Regions from separate parts of the Homo sapiens genome. Here region 2 is linked to region 1. A link is a loop called in an ENCODE intact Hi-C map of the cell type or tissue named here. Cell type or tissue: IMR-90. All regions are shown on one strand. Each heading gives the region's core, and the rest is flanking DNA. Links, peaks and the distances in the headings are about the cores only. Region 1 has its middle 31 kb from the start of LIMA1. Region 2 overlaps CERS5 (ceramide synthase 5).

Region 1 (12,069 bases), core at 2,505-10,504:
GGTTTTTAGAAAATATAAAATGTCAAAATTGGGAAAATAAATTAAGTATGAACAGATAAATATCTATAAATAAATTGGTAATTAAAGACCTTATCCAAAGAAAAAAGCTTTAGGCGGATCAGGTTTTACAGTGAGTTTTACCAAGACTTCAAAGAACAAATAATCCTTTTAACAAATAAGTTTTTCTAGAAAAGAGGAGAAGCTGCTTTACTCTTTATTTCAAAATCAGATTAAGACCATATAAGAAAAGAGAATCATATACTCAAGTTACTGGCTGGGTGCGGTGGCTCACGCCTGTTATCCCAGTACTTTGGGAGGCCTAGGCGGGTGGATCACTTGAGGCCAAAAGTTCAAGACCAGCCTGGCCAACATTGTCTTTATGACCAGGCTGGCCAAACTCTGTCTCTATGAAAAATACAAAACAAAATTAGCTACTCAGGAGGCAAAGCACAAAAATCGCTTGAACGTGGGAGGCGGAGGTTGCAGTCAACTGAAATCTTGCCACTGCACTCCAACCTGGGAGACAGAGCGAGACTCTATTTAAAACAATAAATAAATAAACTGAAGTCACCGATGGAAATAGATTTTTTAAAAAGATGCACATAAATATCCAACTGAACCCAACAATTAAGGTTTTCTTCCAGGAATACAAGAATGGCTTAACATGAGACAACTATCTATCTAATTAACTGGATCTATGAATTAAAGAAGGAAAATCACATGATCATCCCAAGAGGTACAGAATAAAAACATCTAATAAACATTTACGTTTTAAAATTCTTTATAAATGGCCAACACAGTGAAACCCCGTCTCTACTAAAAATACAAAAAATTAGCCAGGCGTAGTGGTGGGCACCTGTAATTCTAGCTACTCGGGAGGCTGAGGCAGGAGAATTGCTTGAACCTGGGAGGAGGAGGTTGCAGTGAGCCGAGATCGTGCAATTGCACTCCAGCCAGGGCAACAAGAGTGAAACTGTCTCAAAAAAAAAAAAAAAAAAGAAAAATCTTTAGAAAAACAGAAATATTACTATATATAGCACAATACCTTTATCCTGAAAATTTTTTAACTTTGTGAAATGACACAAAAAAAGATCTTAAAAAAAAAAAAAAAAGGTCGGGCATGGTGGCTCACACCTGTAATCCCAGAACCTTGGGAGGCCGAGGTGGGTGGATCACCTGAGGTCAGGAGTTTGAGACCAGCCTAACCAATATGATGAAACCTCGTCTCTATTAAAAATACAAAAATTAGCCCGGTGTGGTGGCATGCGCCTGTAATCCCAGGCGCCAATCTGCAGTGAGCAGAGATGGCACCATTTCACTCCAGCCTGGGCAACAAGAGCAAAACTCCATCTCAAACAAAAAAGCAAAAAAACAAAAAAAAACACACATACAAAAACTACATTCTTAGATAAGACACCTTATCTTAGTAAAGATAATGATTCTCCCCAAATTAATCTATAAATTCAAATATATTAAATATATAGAAAATGGACTTTTTTTTCTTTTTTTCAGACAGACTGTCACTCTGTCACCTAGGTTGGAGTGCAGTGGTGTGATCTCGTCTCACTGCAACCTCTGCTTCCCAGGTTCAAGTGATTCTCCAGCCTTAGCCTCCTGAGTAGCTGGGATTAGTGTATATTTAGTAGAGACAGGGTTTCATCATGTTGGTCAGGCCAGTCTCCAACTCCTGGCCTCAAGTGATCAGCCTGCCTCGGCCTCCCAAAGTGCTGGGATTACAGGCGTGAGCCAGAAAATGTTTTTAAATGTTAAAAATGTTAGCTGGAACTTTTTCTAGCTGTGACAAACTCTTTCTAAAGTGATTACGGAAAAGTAGTCAATGAAAAGATAAGTCAATTTCAAAAAAGGAGGTTAAAAGGGGAATAATAGGCCAGGTGTGGTGGCTCACACCTGTAATCCCAGCACTTTGGGAGGCTGAGACAGGCGGATCATGAGGTCAGGAGTTCGAGACCAGCCTGGCCAACATGGTGACTCTACTAAAAATACAAAAATTAGCCGGGCATGGTGGTATGTGCCTGGAATCCCAGCTACTCAGGAGGCTGAGGTTGCAGTGAACTGAGATCGTGCCATTACATTCCAGCCTGGGCAATAGAGTGAGACTCTGTCTCAAAAACAACAACAACAACAAAAAACAGGGGGGTGATAATAACAACTATTAAGACCTAACACACTATAGAAATTTTTTAAAACCCAGTGAGATAGACACAAGGACAAATAAACCAATGGAACAGATAGAAAATTCAGGATAGATCCATGATACATAGAACTTCACATGAAAAAGGTGGCATCATAAAGGTGGCAAAGGCGTCTTTATGACAAAAAGCCAGATTGTTTAGAAATTATGTGGATAGGCCGGGTGCAGTGGCTCATGCCTGTAATCCCAGAACTTTGGGAGGCCAAGGCAGGTGGATCGCCTGAGGTCAGGAGTTCAAGACCAGCCTGGCCAACATGGTGAAACCCCATCTCCACTAAAAACACAAAAATTAGCTGGGTGTGGTGGCTCATGCCTGTAATCTCAGCTACTTGAGAGGCTGAGGCTTGAGGATCCGGGAGGCAGAGGTTGCAGTGAGCCAAGATCGTGCCACTGCACTCTAGCCTGGGTGATAGAGCATGACTCTGTTGCAAAAAAAAGAAAAAAGAAAAGAAATTATGTTGATAAAACTGGTTTGTAATATGAAGAAAATTAAGTTAGAGCCTTACCTCACACTAAAGGTGAATTTCAGATGGATTAAAGCTATAAAGAACCAGGCCAGGCACGGTGGCTCACACCTGTAATCCCAGCAATTTTGGAGGCCGAGGCAGACAAATCACCTGAGGTCCGGAGTTGGAGACCAGCCTGGCCAACATGATGAAACCCCGTCTCTACTAAAAATACAAAAAATTAGCTGGGTGTGGTGGCAGGTGCCTGTAATCCCAGCTACTCTGGAGGCTGAGGCAGGAGAATCGCTTGAACCCAGGAGGCAGAGGTTGCAGTGAGCCGACATCATGCCATTGAACTCCAGCCTGGGCAACATGAGTGAAACTCCATCTCAAAAAAAAAAAAAAAGAAAAAAGATATAAAGAAACAGAGGGGCACAGTGGCGTGAGCCTGTAATCCCAACACTTTGGGAGGCTGAAAGGGAAGGATCACTTGAACCCAGGAGTTTGAGACCAGCCTGGTAAACATGGTGAGACCCCATCTCTCTTAAAAAGAAAAAAATTAAATTTAAAAATATATATAAAGGAAAAAGTAAACCACAAAGCTAATGGAAGATAATGAATTCTTATCCATGGGTAAAAAAAGTATAATATGTTTGTGACTTAGCATGAGAGCATGAGGAAAGGTTTCTTAAACAAGATACCAAAATACAAAATTTAAGGCTGAAAGTTAATGAATTATTTACTAGCATGGCAAATTTAAGAGGTGGTTAATACCAAATCTTAGCATGAATTTGGGAGGAGACTGACCTCTTGTGCACTGCAAAAGGAACTGTAAACTATCTTAATTGTTCTGGAAATACTCTGGATGTGCTTGGTAAAGTTAAGTGTGTGTGTGTGTGTGTGTGCTCTGTCACCCCAAGATCCCATCTCCTGGGTATATGTCCTAGAAAAATTGTCATGTGGCTTACCACAGTAACACATACAAGCGTTTATCCAGCTCTCCCAATGATAGCAGGGAAGTGGAAGCAACCCAGGTGTTTTTTGTTTGTTTGTTTGTTTGTTTGTTTGTTTGTTTTTTGAAAGAGGGTCTCGCTCTGTCTCCCAGGCTGGAGTGCAATGGCACAGTTTCGGCTCACTGCAGCCTTGACCTCCTGGCGATCCTCCCACCTCAGCCTCTTGAATAGCTGGGACTACAGGCATGCACAAGCACACTGGGCTAATTTTTTTATTTTTTTGTGGAGACAGTATTTCACCATGTTGCCCAGGCTGGTCTCAAAGTCCTGGGCTCAAGTGATCCACCCACCTCAGCCTCCCAAAGTGCTGGGATTACAGGTGTGAGCCACCGTGCCTGGCCCAGCCCAAGTGTTTTTTGTTTTGTTTTTGTTTTTTGGTTTTTTTTTTTTTGAGACGAAGTCTCACTCTGTTGCCCAGGCTGGAGTGCAGTGGTGTGATCTCTGCTCACTGCAACCTCCACCTCCCAGGTTCAAGTGATTCTCCTGTCTCAGCCTCCCAAACAGCTGGGACTACAGGCACGTGCCACCATGCCTGGCTAATTTTTTGTATTTTTAGAGAGACGGGGTTTCACCACATTAGTCAGGATGGTCTCCATCTCCTGACCTCATGATCCGCCCACCTCGGCCTCCCAAAGTGCTGGGATTACAGGCATAAGCCACTGTGCCCGGTTGTCTTTTTTTTTTTTTTTTGAGACAGAGTGTCACTCTGTCGCTCAGGCTGGAGTGCAGTGGCGTGATCTTGGCTCACTGCAACCTCCGCCTCCTGGGTTCAAGTGATTCTCCTGCCTCAGCCTCCTGAGTAGCTGGGTTTACAGGCGTGCACCAACTCCTGGCCTCAAGTGAGGAGGATTTTTGTATTTTTGTATTTTTAGTAGAGACAGGGTTTCGCCATGTTGGTCAGGCTGGTCTCGAACTCCTGACATTGTAATCTGCCCACTTCAGCCTCCCAAAGTGCTGGCATTACAGGTGTGAGCCACCGCATCCGGCCAGCCCAAGTGTTTTAACCAACCAAGAATGGGTACCTAAAATAGGTGGATGCAAACTGTGAGAGAAATGTAACAACTAAAAGTAACAAACTAGGTGTACATATGGAGCACAGATGTAAACACAAATGCTAAATGAAAACAGGCTGGGCGCGGTGGTTCACGCCTATAATCCCAGCACTTTGGGAGGCCGTTTGAGTCCAGGAGTTCGAGACCAGCCTGGATAACGTGGCGAGATCCTGTCTTTACAAAAAATAAAAAAACTAAGCCGGACTTGGTGGCGCTTGCCTGAAATCCCAGCTATTTGGCAGGCTGAGGTGAAAGGATCACTTGAGCCTGTGAAGAGGGGATTGCAGTCAGCCATGATTGTACCAATGCACTCCAGCCTGGGTGATAGAGCAAGGCCCTGTCTTAAAAAAAAAAAAAAAAAAAAAAGGAAAAGAAAAAAGGATATTTAAAGCACAATACTATTTATACATATTAAATAGAAAGGCCAAGTGTGGTGACTCACGCCTGTAATCCCACCACTTTGGGAAGCCAAGGCAGGCAGATCACCTGAGATCAGGAGTTCCAGACCAGCCTGGCCAACATGATGAAAACCCGTCTCTACTAAAAACACAAAATTAGCCGGGTGTGGTGTCACACGCCTATAATCCCAGCTACTTGGGAGGCTGAGCCAGGAGAATGGCTTGAATCTGGGAGGGAGAGGTGGCAGTGAGCCGAGATTGTGCCACTGCACTCCAGCCTGGGTGACAGAGTGAGACTCAGTTTCAAAAAAAAAAAAAAAAGAAAGAAAGAAATACACCTTCTGGGTTCCGGTGACTCGTCCCAATCTCTTCCTAAAAACTATACAGAGCAAAAAGGACAGCAAATAAAAATTCCTACAACATATATTGACCAGCAAAAAAGATTGCTACAATCCGCAATATACATACAAGTTGGAAAAAATACCCTGGAAACCAGCCAGAACCCCCACAAGTGTGTAGACATCACTGGAGCTGCTTGAAAGAGTAGGGAATATGGAGGGTCTTAAACATTAATGGAACCTGATAACATCAACAAGTTTCACTCCCAGAAAAAGGTGCCCGACCCTTAGTGGGAACAGCCAAGAACTGGTCTGAAACCTGGCGTATCAGCACTGGCAACAGGAGTCATAAGGCTTGGAGAATTCATAGGAACAACAGTGGCAGTCTTGCGAAAGTGTGTCATTCGGGATAAAGAGGCACTTTGGAAAATAAAATAAATATTCCTGGTAATAAGTATCCCACTGAAAAAAACACTAGGAAAATCAGAGAGTTTGACTACAAGAAAGGCACACTATGACAACAGGAGAGGGAGCTCTTGAGCTAAAAAACCAAACCAGGAAAGACCCTCAAAACACATTCTCTTCTAAAGATCCATCTATTAAAAGCTGGTCCAGGCTGGGTGCAGTGGCTCAAGCTTGTAATCCCAGCACTTTGGGAGGCAGAGGTTGGGGGGGATCACCTGAGGATGGGAGTTCGAGACCAGCCTGACCAACATGGAGAAACCCCATCTCCACTAAAAATACAAAATTAGCTGGGCGTGGTGGTGCATGCCTGTAATCCCAGCTACTGGGGAGGCTGAGGCAGGAGAATCCCTTGAACCCGGGAGGCGGAGGTTGCAGTGAGCCAAGATCACACCATTGCACTCCAGCCTGGGCAACAAGAGTGAAACTCTGTCTCAAAAAAAAAAAAGCTGGTCCAGAAAAATCCAACATATTCAAATACGAGGCCAGGCATGGTGGCGTACACCTGTAATCCTAGCACTTTGGGAGGCCCAGGTGGGAGGATCACTTGAGGCCAGGAGTTTCAGACCAGCCTGGCCAACATGGTGAAACCCTGTCTCTACTAAAAATACAAAATTAGCCAAGTGTGGTAGCGGGTGCCTGTAATCCCAGCTACTTGGGAGGCTGAGGCATGAGAATCGCCTGAACCGAGAGATGGAGGTTGCAGTGAGCCAAGATCGCTGCCACTGCACTCCAGCCTGGGTGACAGAGCAAGACTGTCTCAGAAATAAACAAATAATAAATAAACTCAAATATGAATAATAATCACAACCAAAATTCAGTATCCCGGCCGGGCGTGGTGGCTCACGCCTCTAATCCCAGTGCTTTGGGAGGCTGAGGCCAGTGGATCACCTGAGGTCAGGAGTTTGAGACCAGCCTGGCCAACATGTTGAAACTCCATCTCTACAAAAAAATACAAAAAAATCATCCTGGTGTGGCAACACACACCTGTAATCCCAGCTACTCAGGAGGCTGAGGCAGGAGAATCGCTTGAACCTGGGAGGTGAAGGTTGCAGTGAGCTGAGATTGCACCACTGCACTCCAGCCTGGGTGACAGAGCAAGACTCTGTCTCAAAAAAAAAAAAAAGGAAAACAAACCAACAAAAAAATTCAGTATCCATACAAAGTTACAGTAAGAACAAAACCCCACAGAAACAAGAATCATAAGTTATGACAGGTGAAACTATACCAGAAAAAAATACTATCCCAAAACAGAAACCAAGACAAACTACAGGATACATAAGTGTAGTGGATGCTATGGTATGTTCCCTAAATACCCACTTCGGGACTGGAGCACTCATACTTCAAGTTGCTGGTAATGGTGGCTGAATCCTTCTCTGGGACTCAAAGGGAATCCCTCCACCCAAGGCAACACCCTGTCCCAAAGATCCATCTGCATGTAGTGACAGGTCCATGCCAAGATATAGAAGCCCTTGCCTCAGGGTGAGACAACTCTGACAGGGGATTCTGACTTGAAAGCTCCCCACGGGATTGGCTGAGATCTTTATTGCAACTGCATCATGGTCAGCGGTGTGCTGGAACTGGCTCCTACTGGCTTGTGAGAACCAATTGTTACGGTTTTAGGAATTTTGCAAGCAGGTTGTTAAACACAGCCATTATTAAAACTTAAATTACATATACTTAAAACTAAATAATATTCAAAACCAAGGTAATAAACACTCAATACATATTACTTTCTAATTATTTTACTACATGTACTATTATCTGTTCTTTAGAGATTGTCTATATATACCTGAAGGGGTGCTACTATGCATTTTTATTTTATTTTATTTTATTTTATTTTGAGATGGGTTCTTGCTTTGTTGCCCAGGATAGAGTGCAGTGGCACAATCATGGCTCACGCAATCCCCTCCTCCCAGGCTCAAGCAATCCTCCCATCTCAGGCTCCCAAGTAGCTGGGACTATAGGCAGGCACTACCATGCCCGGCTAATTATTTTATTTTATTTTTTAAATTTTATTTATTTATTTTTTGAGATGGAGTCTCACTCTGATGCCCAGGCTGGAGTGCAGTGGCGCAATCTCAGCTCACTGCAACCTCTGCCTCCCAGGTTCAAGCGATTCTCCTGCCTCAGCCTCCCAAGTAGCTGGGATTACAGACGGGCACCATCACGCCCAGCTAATGTTTGTATTTTTAATGGAGATGGGGTTTCACCGTGTTGGCCAGGCTGGTCTCAAACTCCTGACCTCAAGTGATCTGCCTGCCTCGGCCTCCCAAAGTGCTGGGATTACAGGCATGAGCCACCGCGCCAGGCCAAATTTTTTTATTTTTTTTGTAGAGAGAGGGTCTCGCCATGTTGTTCAGGCTGGTCTGAAACTCCTGAGCTCAGGTGATCCACCTGCCTTGGCCTCCCAAAGTGCTGGGATTAGCTACTATGCATTTCTTTCCAGCTCCATGTTCAGTAACATCATGTTGCCAATTTTCAGTTAGCCATGATATAAATATTTACACACTGATTGGGCGCGGTGACTCACGCCTGTAATCCCAGCCCTTTGGGAGGCCGAGGCGGGTGGATCACTTGAGGTCAGGAGTTTGAGATCAGCCTGGCCAACATGGTGAAACCCTGTCTCTACTAAAAATACAAAAAAAATTAGCTGGGCCTGGTGGCGGGTGCCTGTATGGAGGCAGAGGCCAGAGAATCTCTTGAACGTGGGGGGCAGAGGTTGCAGTGAGCCAAGATCACGCCACTTCACTCTAGCCTGGGCAAAAGAGTGAAACTCCATCTCAAAAAAAAGAAAGACATATTTATACACTGGAAATTGTCAAATGTTACAAATCAAAGCTTTCCTCCCCCAAGAGCCAGTTGTTAACTATTTACTAGCACATCACTGATTACAGTTCAGCTGTTACTCTTGTCCAATCCTCCTCCTTTCACTTTGTCACAACTGTCGATTCCAAATGTGTACATGTCTCTGTCTTAGAATCTGCGTCCCAGAGAATGTGACCTCAATCAACAAAAAGAATAGTAAGGACCAAATATATAATGTGAGATATAGAGTGTGGAAATAAGAAAGGCCAAGAAAAATTAAAAAGATTAAAAAGATTGAAAACAAAGTGATAAAATAATCAAACCAGATCCAACATATGTATTTCTGGATGCCATGAAGAAGAAAACAAAAGTAATGGAATAGAATTAATATTTACAACTATAATTCAATTAACACTTTGGGTGGAGGTGGGAGAAGACATGACTCTACATACTGGAAGAGCAAACCATGCATCAAATAAAATAAACCCAAATTGGTTAACTCTAAGATATATCCTAGAAAACTATTATTCTTTAGTCCTTTATGTTTTTAAGACAGGGTTTTGCTGTGTTGCCCAGGTTACAGTGCAGTGGCAGAATCATGGCTCACTGCCGCCTCAACCTTCCAGGCTGAAGCGATTCTCCTACCTCGGCCTCCCAAGTAGCTGGGACCACAGGTCCATGCCACCATGCCTGGCTAGTTTTTCATTTCTTCTTTTCTTTTTTTTTTTTTCTGAGACGGAGTCTTGCTCTGTCGCCCAGGCTGGAGTGCAGTGCTGCGATCTCGGCTCACTGCAACCTCCACCTCCCGGGTTCAAGCAATTCTCTGCCTCAGCCTTCTGAGTAGCTGGGACTACAGGCGCCCGCCACTACACCTGGCTAATTTTTGTATTTTTAGTAGAGATGGGGTTTCACCATATTGGCCAGGCTGGTCTTGAACTCCTGACCTCATGATCCACCCACCTCAGCCTCCCAAAGTGCTGAGATTACAGGCGTGAGCGACCCCACCCAGCCTGGCTAATTTTTTTTTTTTTTAAGTCAAGATCTCACTCTGTTGCTCAGGCTGGAGTGCAGTGGTGTGATCATAGCTCACTGCAACCTCAAACTCCTGGGCTCAAGCCATCCTCCTGCCTCAGCCTCCCAACTAACTAGGACTACAGGCACATGCCACTACACCCAGCTAATTTTTTTTATTTTTACTCTTGCTATGTTGCCGAGGTTAGTCTTGAACTCCTGGGCTAAAGCAATCCTCCCACCTCAGCCTCTCGATGCTGGGATTACAGGCATGAGCCACAACACTCAGCCTAATTTTTAAATTTTTGGTAAAGACAGGGTCTTCTTATGTTGCCCAGGCTGGTCTCAACCTGAGCTCAAGTGATCCTCCTGCTTCAGCTTCCCAAAGTGCTGTGATGATAGGCATGAGCCACCACACCTGGCCAACTATTATACTTTAATACAAAGAAAAAAAATTACCTGTGCTTCCTGGCAAAAAGATCAAGTTACCTTCTAAGGATATCAAACCAGTTTGGCATCAGAGCTCTCAACAATACTCAAAGCCAGAAAATAGTAAAGCAACATCTACAATTGAATGAAGGGAAAAAATGTGCACCAGGGATTCTAAATGCCAACAAACTGTCCTACAAGTAGCAAGGCTATAGAAAAAAAGTCTTCAGTGTGCTAAACATCAGGGACTATTATACTCATTAGTCCTTCATGCAAACAAACTGCACCCAACTAAGAAAGGACTGAGAAAACTTCAGCAAAGAGACTGATGGCGAGTGTTGAATATATTTAGCTGAATATCCAAGACTAAAACACAAGTGGAGATATGAATAGTGATGCGGTTCAGAACACTCTACCTCTTGGCATTTGAGAAAACAGCAGAAACATGATCACTCTCACTTTTCTCTCACCCTTCTCCCCAGAAGCAGGTCACAAAACCCTCATGTGAGAGGTACCCTCCCTATGCCCAGAGGAAGGGAACATCCTTATCTCTGAAGACAGAGGGACATAGGAGAGAATCTGAACAAACAGACCTTGCTGAGTTTCTCCGAATTTTTTCCCATTAGTTCATACCCCTTTCTCCTCCAATCATATTTCCCCTTGACTGTTCACATTCCATCAAACTGAGCATAAAACATACAATTTTCCCTGTTTCTTTGGGTCTTCATTTCTGAAGGCTCCTGTGTCATGTAAAGACTTGTGAGATAAATTTCCATGCTTTTCTCTTGTTAATTTGGCTTTTGTTATAGGGATCTCAGCCATGTACCCAGTAACAGGTGAGAAAATAAATCTTTCTTCCCCTGCAATTGTATATAAATTTTATATGCTCTGACAATTTAGTAATTAAACAAAAAAAGAGAGAGAGAGAGAGAGAAGGAGTATAGGCTGGGTGCGGTGGCTCACACCTGTAATCCCAGCACTTTGGGAGGCTGAGGCGGGTGGATCACCTGAGGTCAGGAATTCAAGACCAGCCTGGCCAACATGATGAAATCCCTTCTCTACTAAAAACACAAAAAATTAGCTGGGCGTGGTGGCAGACGCCTGTAATCCCAGCTACTCGGGAGGCTGAGGCAAGAGAATTGCTTGAACCTGAGAGGCAGAGGTTGCAGTGAGCCAAGATCATGCCACTGCACTCCAGCCTGGGGGACAAGAGCGAAAACTTTGTCTCAAAAAACAAAACAAAACAAAAAAAGGAGTATAAAGAAGTAGAACTGGGGCTAGGCACAGTGGCTCCTGCCTGAAATCCCAGCACTGTGGGAGGCCAAGGTGGGCAGATCACTTGAGGTCAGGAGTTTGAGACCAGCCCGGCCAACATGGTGAAACCCCGTCTCTATTAAAAATACAAAAATTTGGCCGGGAGTGGTGGCTCACACCTGTAATCCCAGCACTTTGGGAGGCCAAGGCGGGTGGATCACGAGGTCAGGAGATGGAGACCATCCTGGCTAACACGATGAAACCCTGTCTCTACCAAAAAATACAAAAAAAGTTAGCCAGGCATGGTGGCGGGCGCCTGTAGTCCCAGCTACTCGGGAGACTGAGGCAGGAGAATGGCCGGAACCCGGGAGGCGGAGCTTCCAGTGAGCCGAGATCGCGCCACTGCACTCCAGCCTGGGTGACAGAGTGAGACTCCGCCTCAAAAAAAAAAAAAAATTAGCTAGGCATGGTGGTGCGTGACTGTAATCCCAGCTACTCAGGAGGCTGAGGCAGAAGAATCGCTCGAACCTGGGAGGCGGAGGTTGCAGAGAGATGAGATCGCACCACTACACTCCAGTCTGTGCAACAGAGGGAAACTCCATTTCAAAAAAAAAAAAAAAAAAGTAGAATTGGCTCATTGATTATC
Region 2 (8,000 bases), core at 1-8,000, 180 kb after region 1:
GCTTTTACCTCCCTCTTCTATTTCCATTCCTTCCTAGGACTTCCTGATCATGTTTGTGCATCACTTGGTCACCATTGGGCTTATCTCCTTCTCCTACATCAACAATATGGTTCGAGTGGGAACTCTGATCATGTGTCTACATGATGTCTCAGACTTCTTGCTGGAGGTAAAAACCCAATCTCTCTTTCTCCATCTTCTTCTTCTCTTCTTTTCTTCCTATGTGAGGAATGACTTTCTCCCCAGCTCAATTCTTTCTTCCTTTCTCCAGGCAGCCAAACTGGCCAATTATGCCAAGTATCAGCGGCTCTGTGACACCCTTTTTGTGATCTTCAGTGCTGTTTTTATGGTTACACGACTAGGAATCTATCCATTCTGGTAAGTGGTAGGGCTGTAGAGTTGTGGTAGGTATGAGCCTAATGATACCTTTTTGCCAATTCTCATTTTGCCCATTCAGTTTTTCTGTTCTATTCTATTCTACTTTCGCCAATAGAACACAAGAACCCTATTGCCCTGCTTTTACCTTAGCCTGTGCTGACCTTCTGTGGACTCTCATAGGACCTCTGCTGCCTCAGACCGTATTTCTAGCAAGGTCGGATCCAGACTCAGAGTACCCGGCTTGGTTGGCTTCTCAGGACTGACTCATCTCTGAGGAACAGTCCTCATTTTATGCCTAAGTAATTCCTTTGACTTCTTTTGCACTGTTGATACAATTCTCAGTCCCTTCTTGCTTGTGTTCCTGCTCTGGTCCCAACCCTGACACACACACACACACACACACACACACACACACACACACACTCCTCTCTCTCTCTTCCTCCCTCTCCTCTCTCTCCCTCCCTCCCCTCTCTCCCTCCCTCCTCTCTCTCTCCCTCCCTGTCCTCCTCTCTCTCCCTCCCTCTCCTCTCTCTCTCTTCCTCCCTCTCCTCTCTCTCCCTCCCTCCCCTCTCTCTCCCTCCCTCCTCTCTCTCTCCCTCCCTCTCCTCTCTCTCCCTCCCTCCCTCTCCTCTCTCTCCCTGTCTCCTTTCACTTTTACATTCACTGCTCTATGGGAATCAGCTACCTACTGTCCTATCCTATATGTGCCTGAGGAGCTCAGTCATTCATAGGATTAGAGTCCCACTGCTGTCCTAATTTCGTGAAACTCTGGATATTTGAAGTGATTAATAATGTGACTTAATCCATCAGTTCCTAAGATTTATATATCTTTCTCTGTCCCTAAGGATAGAAAACACAACAGGCTCCTCCCTTTCTTTATTTTCTTACTGTGGATGACGGTCCCTGGAACTTCAGCTGATAAAAGGGCTGGTAGGAAAACACACAGGGCTCTGCATCCCCAGGACTCAGCTTCATCCCTGTCTGCTGAGCTTTGACTCTAGAATCTGACTATTGGCCTCCCTCTTCTAGGATTCTGAACACGACCCTCTTTGAGAGTTGGGAGATAATCGGGCCTTATGCTTCATGGTGGCTCCTCAATGGCCTGCTGCTGACCCTACAGCTTCTGCATGTCATCTGGTCCTACCTAATTGCACGGATTGCTTTGAAAGCCTTGATCAGGGGAAAGGTGAGGATGAAAGATGGCTTCTTTCTTTTGGGTATGGAAGATAGGGATTACTCAACAGACGTTCTCTCTCCATCAAACCTGGTGAGCCCCATCTACTCAAGCAGGCCAAGCAAAAAGCCTAGGGCTCCAAAGTCTTCGCCTCTTCGGTAAGTGTTTTGCCTTTTTTATTTTAGAGACAAGGTCTTGCTCTGTCACCCAGGCTGGAGTTCAGTGGCATGATCATAGCTTACTGCAGCCTCACACCTGGGCTTGGATTCTCCCACTGCAGCCTCCCAAGTAGCTGGGACTATAGGTGTGCACCACCACGCCTGGCTAATTTTCTTATTTTTTGTAGATAGGGTGTCACTATGTTACCCAGGCCAATGTCCAACTACTGGCCTCAAGCAGTCCTCCCACCACGGCTTCCCAAAGCGATGGAATTACAGGTGTGAGCCACCACACCAAGCCTGTTTTACCTTTTTTTTTTTTTTTTTTCAGATGGAATCTCGCTCTGTTGCCCAGGCTGGAGTGCAATGTCACGATCTTGGCTCACCACAACCTCCACCTCCTGGGTTCAAGCGATTCTCCTGCCTCAGCCTCCCTAGTAGCTGGGATTACAGGCGCATGCCACCAGGCCTGGCTAATTTTTGTATTCTTAGTAGAAACGGGGTTTCACTATGTTGGCCAGGCTGGTCTCTAACTCCCGACCTTGTGATCTGCCCACCTTGGCCTCCCGAAGTGCTGGGATTACAGGCGTGAGCCACCGCACCTGGCCTGCCTGTTTTACCTTTTAAGATGTGACTTAGACGCAAGAGGAAAGTTCTACCTTCTTCCTGTCCCTTAGGAATGGCTTTTGTTAAAGGATGATAGGGTTAAGAGTTTTTTAAGAGATGGCCTCAACCATTTCCTACCCCTTACCTACCTGCTTCAGTGGATTTCATATTTTTCTTTTTGACATGGGGCCCTTTTCAAAGGAAATCATATGCAGAACCATATAAACTGTATAAAAGCAGATTGTTAAGTTGCCTAGAAGTGGTGTGTGGTAGTTCACAAGCCACCACAAGGTGACCATGCTGTGATATTCAAGATATGGTTTATATAAGGAACTAAATACCCACCTCACCCCACTAGTGTATGAGGCAAGTGTCCTAAGTGAATGGGTATGTAGTGTTTCAAATACCCATCTTATGCCAAGAGCGAAAGAAAGGTGCCACTTAATGATAAACTCATAATTGAACTTTGCAAGTTTTGAAGCAGTCAGACTGTAGTCAAAGGGCTAGGGATTTCAGCCTAAAGGAATACAGAATCCCAAGTGGGAGGGGCTCTGCTTGAGCAGGTACTGATACTAGGACCAAGTGATGGAATGTGGCCTAGATATTGATGATCTCCTGCATCATTATTCCTTATAGCTGCCATTGGCTCAGAACTTGCTCAGTGTGCCTGTGCATCTTGCTGTAGCTACTGGACATCTCTGTTCTCTCCTGCTTTTCTTTCCTGACTAGGTGACCTGTCCAGGAAGGATTAGACCCTGTACTCTCCACTCTTTCCTCACCTCCTTCCTTTTTTCTATGCCTGGCGGGAGCTGGACAGTTTCATCTCTTGCATGTAAGTGTATCTGTGCTTCTAGTATTCAGTGAGGCATGTCCATCTGAATGTGGTTCTCTTTCCTCCTGCTCTCCTTTCTGTTCCCTTGTGTTTGTCTCAGAGCATGCCCTCTCTCCTGACTTTTCGGGGCCATTATTGACTAGAGCTGCAGTTGCCAGATTTTTTCCTAAACTGAGGCAAGAATTGAGTCTACTTTTTTTTGTTTTTCTTGAGTCTCTGTTTACCTCAAATCTAGAGACACTCTGCCCTCTAGTGGAAATTTCCTAAAGGTCAGGTAATCAGTTAGTCATCTAAGTTCAGAGGCCAACAGCTATAATCAACTGTAGAAGACCCATCCAACACAAATTCAAGGAGCTGATCCAAAGCAAATGCCCACCTCCTTGGCAACAGTTGTTACAGCTGTGTTCCTTTTCACTTCCTTCTCTCCTTTACTTAAACCACATTTATTATCCTTCAGTTCTGGAGGTCAGAAGTCCGACACAGGTCTCACTGGATTTCTGTTCTTTACTATTAGAGTCCAGGGTAATTTTTTTTTTTTAATTTTTATTTATTTATTTTTGAGACAGAGTTTAGCTCTTGTTGCCCAGGCTGGAGTGCAATGGCGTGATCTTGGCTCACTGCAACCTCTGCCTGCCCAGTTCAAGCGAGTCTCCTGCCTCAGCCTCCTGAGTAGCTGGGATTACAGGCATACGCCACCACGCCTGGCTAATTTTTTTGTATTTTTAGTAGAGACGGGGTTTCTTCATGTTGGTCTGGCTGGTCTCGAACTCCCGACCTCAGGTGATGCGCCCACTTCAGCCTCCCAAAGTGCTGGGATTACAGGCGTAAGCCACCATGCTCGGCCCTTTTTTTTTTTAGAGACAAGGTTTTGCTCCATTGCCCAGGCTGGAGTACAGTGGCGCAATCATGGCTCACTGCAGCCTCGACCTCCTGGGCTCAAGAGATGCTCCTGCCTCAGCCTCCCAAGTAGCTAGGACTACAGGTGCATGTCACCATGCCCAACTGATTTTGTCATTTTTTATTTTTTGTAGAGACAGGGCTCTCTCCATGTTGCCCAGGCTGGTCTCAAACTCTTGGGCTCAAGCTGTCCTCCTCCCTCAGCCTCCCAAAGTGCTAGGATTATAGGTGTAAGCCACTGTGCCTGGCTCATGGTGGAGAAATTGAAATACTTTGCTTGATATGCAGGATAGTTTAGATTAGGAAATGCTGCTGTAATCCAAATGCTTCATTTGAAAATAATACAAAACAAAAAAACCCAGGTTAATAAGCATTCACAGATGGTAGCATGATTAGAACTGGGATTCTTTTCTCATTGACTGCCAATCCATTTGTGTTTTCACTATACTGTGTATCTTGGGGATGCTGAAGTTTCTTTTTTTTTTTCTTTTTTTTTTTTTTTTTTTGAGATGGAGTCTCACTCTGTCGCCCACGCTGGAGTGCAGTGGCACGATCTCAGCTCACTGCAACCTCCACCTCCGGGGTTCAAGAGATTCTCCTGCCTCAGCCTCCTGAGTAGCTGGGATTACAGGTGCGCGCCACCACACCCGGCTAATTTTTGTATTTTTAGTAGAGACAGGGTTTCTCCATGTTGCTCAGGCTGGTCTCAAACTCCTGACCTTGTGATCCGCCTGCCTCGGCCTCCCAAAGTGCTGGGATTACAGGCGTGAGCCACCACGCCCAGCCAGGGATGCTGAAGTTTCATAAGAAAAGTGATCTTGCTATTGGGAAAGGGAAGAAGATTGGAAAACAGTGTCATAGGATAGTGGTAGTTGAGCCCAGGAGTGGGAAACTACTAAAAAAGGCCTGTTATGGATCAGCTTTGGGGATAAAGCAAAACAGCATAACCAATACGAATAAATGCATTGTCCACAACCACCAGAAGATAGAAGCATTGCTGACAGTCATACGTATTGTTCGTGTTGGCCTTCCCTGTTCTTTGAAGTGGAAGAAGAGAAAGGGTGTCTGAAACCTAAACCAGGTCTCAGTGAATGATGTCAGTTCTCTTAGGCTGGTCCTGAAAGACACACTCCTCTACCAAAGTAGCTTCAATTCCACAGAGAACAGAATTGGAGATGACAAGGGAGAAAACTAGAAAGCAGGTAAAGCATAGTCACAACAGTAGCCATAGTCCAGACAATACTTCTTTGAGTTAGATGTCATCAGAAAGCAGACCAGACTGGGAACACAGTGCCCACACCTGGGTCTCTGAGCTTAGGTGTCTTACAGTTCTTTCCTCACTTTTCTGTCTTTGGTCTCATCCCACCCAGGTATCGAAGGATGATCGCAGTGATGTGGAGAGCAGCTCAGAGGAAGAAGATGTGACCACCTGCACAAAAAGTCCCTGTGACAGTAGCTCCAGCAATGGTGCCAATCGGGTGAATGGTCACATGGGAGGCAGCTACTGGGCTGAAGAGTAAGGTGGTTGCTATAGGGACTTCAGCACACATGGACTTGTAGGGCCACTGGCAACATACTCCTCTTGGCCCTTCCCATATCTACTCTTCTGTGATTGGGAGACTGCAAGGCACTGAGGAGTATCAAAGAAGCAAATATTTTCACTTTGAAAGAAAACTGCCATTTTGTATTTAATAGCCTCCAGGTTCTTTCAGTAATGTTATTTGCTCTGTGTGTTTTTGTGTGTTTGTTGATGTGCGTTTGTGCATATGCGTGAGTTTCATTGCCGGGGTTGGGGCACAATTGTGGACTGGGGCCATGAGGCCTTCCCTGGTCCCCACTGAACCCACCTTAGTTCCACATTTGGCTGCATCTTGAATTATGCCAACTCCAGACTTCTCCTTCTTTTTTGCCCTTGGCTCTTGACACTCTAAACCCCTGGACCATCTGAATGGAGCAGCCAAGTTCAGTCCCACATTTCTGTACTGTTCCTCTTTCACAGCTGGAATATGTCACATGATGAAGTTGTATAGAAACAGAACCATGGATGGATGGCCAGGATTGCCGTGGTCCCTAGCTAGATCCCCTTCCTATCAATCACCTGATAGCAACAGGGACAGCTGCCAATACCCTGCTCTTTACTCAATGGTACCCAGGGAGGGAGCATGGGAAGAGGGTGAGCTGAGGGCTGGAGGAGGGCAACAGCCACTGGGTGAGCTGTTCACGGTCTTATACTATTGTTTGTTTGTGATTAAAAGTGCTTCAACCCACCTCTACTGTCTCAACCTCTTCAGTGACTCTATCCGCAGTTTCCTGAATCCATAAGCTAATTAAGAGCTTTTCCAGGTCTGATTCAGAAGGCCCTGGACACCAAATTTTTCCTTTCTGTGCATGGTAGGAAGAGTCAGCCAGGGTGCTTACATTTTAGAGCTTTATGTTTTTTAAGAAAAAGAAGAATCACTTGAACCTGGGAGGCAGAGGTTGCAGCGAGCCAAGATCGTGCCACTGCACTCCAGCCTGGGCGACAGACCGAGACTCTGTCTAAAAAAAAAAAAAAAAAAAAAAATTAGGTCATACTTTTAGTTCCTCAACTTGCTATATTGAATAGACTAATATTGTTGTGAAATATGAATGAATATGCTTTTGAAAGTCAGATGAGAAATGTATTTTGCCTTCTGAAATTTGAACAATTGCCTTGTTAATACAAACTGGATTGGTTGGTGTAGCTAATCTGACAAAAGATGCAATTGGATAAAACAATAATAAAAATAATAACTAACACATGACTCATTACATGCTAGGCACTGTATTAAACACATATGACAACAGGAGGCAAAAAGAGGTTAACTTGCTAAGGTCAAGCAGCTAGTAAGGAGTCAAACCCTTACTATTCCTATCTTATTTACCATCCCTCTCTATTCCTAACCACCGTACTATCTATACCATAATCTAATTAACCGCTCTGCAGTGTCTACCAGCACTTCCCAAGATTTCATGAGGAAGATTAGATGTTGCAGAAACATTCAGCGAAAGGCACAGACTGATTATATTAGTTTGCATTGGATAAATGAATTATTAAGATGAGGGCCAACTATCAGAACAGAATCTTGTTCTGAGAAGGAACTGTGTGCATATGGTTGGGGTGGAGGTGACAGGTAGGGTTCTAGAGAGTTTGAATACAGAGCTAGAAGATAACCGTTATTGGTGCTGCAAGACTGTCATAAAACCAGTTTTGTAGATGGCCTGGAGGGACCCAAATTAGTGGAGTAGGTTAGATACAGACTAACATCATCTATACCAGAGAACCAGGAGTATTTTTAAAAGAAGGCGTTACCTCTCATCTATTGGCTATAAAAGGGTTTTAACTTTATTATTATTCTTTTTTATTAGAGATAGGGTCTCACTCTGTCACCCAGGCTGGAATGCAGTGGCTTGATCATAGCTCACTGCAGCCTCGATCTCCTGGGCTCAAACGATCCTCCTGCCTCCCAAGTAGCTTTATTATTAACTGAAAAACGACTTATGTTTGTATAGTGCTTTACTGCTTAGAAAGTGATTTTTTTTTTTTTTTTTTTTTTTGAGACAGAGTCTTGCTCTGTCGCCAGGCTGGAGTACAATGGCACAATCTCGGTTCATCTTCAAGTGATTTTCCTGCCTCAGCCTCCTGACTAGCTGGGACCACAGGTGCGTGCCACCATACCTGGCTAATTTTTATGTTTTTAGTAGAGATGGGGTTTCCCCATGTTGGTCAGGCTGGTCTTGAACTCCTAACCTCAAGTGATCCACCCATGCTGACCTCCCAACATTTTGGGATTATAGGTGTGAGCCACCACGCCTGGCAAAAGTGATTTCACATACAACAATAACTAAAAGGTTTGAAACACTTCTGTTAAAAAAAAAAAAAAAAGAAAAAAGAAAAGAAAAAGAAAGAAAAAACACTGGCTGAGCCAAGTATGTTAAA

What was found. A loop is a pair of places that touch in the nucleus more often than their neighbours do. Peaks named below come from ENCODE experiments on the same cell type or tissue, not always from the same donor. Only the 100,000 strongest peaks of a DNase experiment are listed, where the experiment ranks them.
Region 2: it touches region 1 in a loop (17-fold over the local background); 17 of 110 quality-filtered maps call a loop at or near these places.

Annotation. Positions count from the first base shown.
Region 1 is chr12:50,308,802-50,320,870 of GRCh38, reverse strand. No RefSeq gene overlaps it. Among named protein-coding and RNA genes, the nearest start is that of LIMA1, 31 kb to the right of the region's middle. In IMR-90, for the core only: a CTCF peak has its summit at 5,986; DNase peaks (open chromatin) are centred at 6,000 and 8,420; H3K27ac peaks cover 953 bases.
Region 2 is chr12:50,128,107-50,136,106 of GRCh38, reverse strand. It overlaps CERS5 (ceramide synthase 5), which reads left to right. Exons shown (of 10, transcript NM_147190.5): 7 at 38-166; 8 at 269-375; 9 at 1,405-1,561; 10 at 5,413-6,818. The coding sequence ends at 5,562. Among named protein-coding and RNA genes, the nearest start is that of COX14, 20 kb to the right of the region's middle. In IMR-90, for the core only: a CTCF peak has its summit at 3,398 (motif pointing left); a DNase peak (open chromatin) is centred at 3,386; H3K27ac peaks cover 161 bases.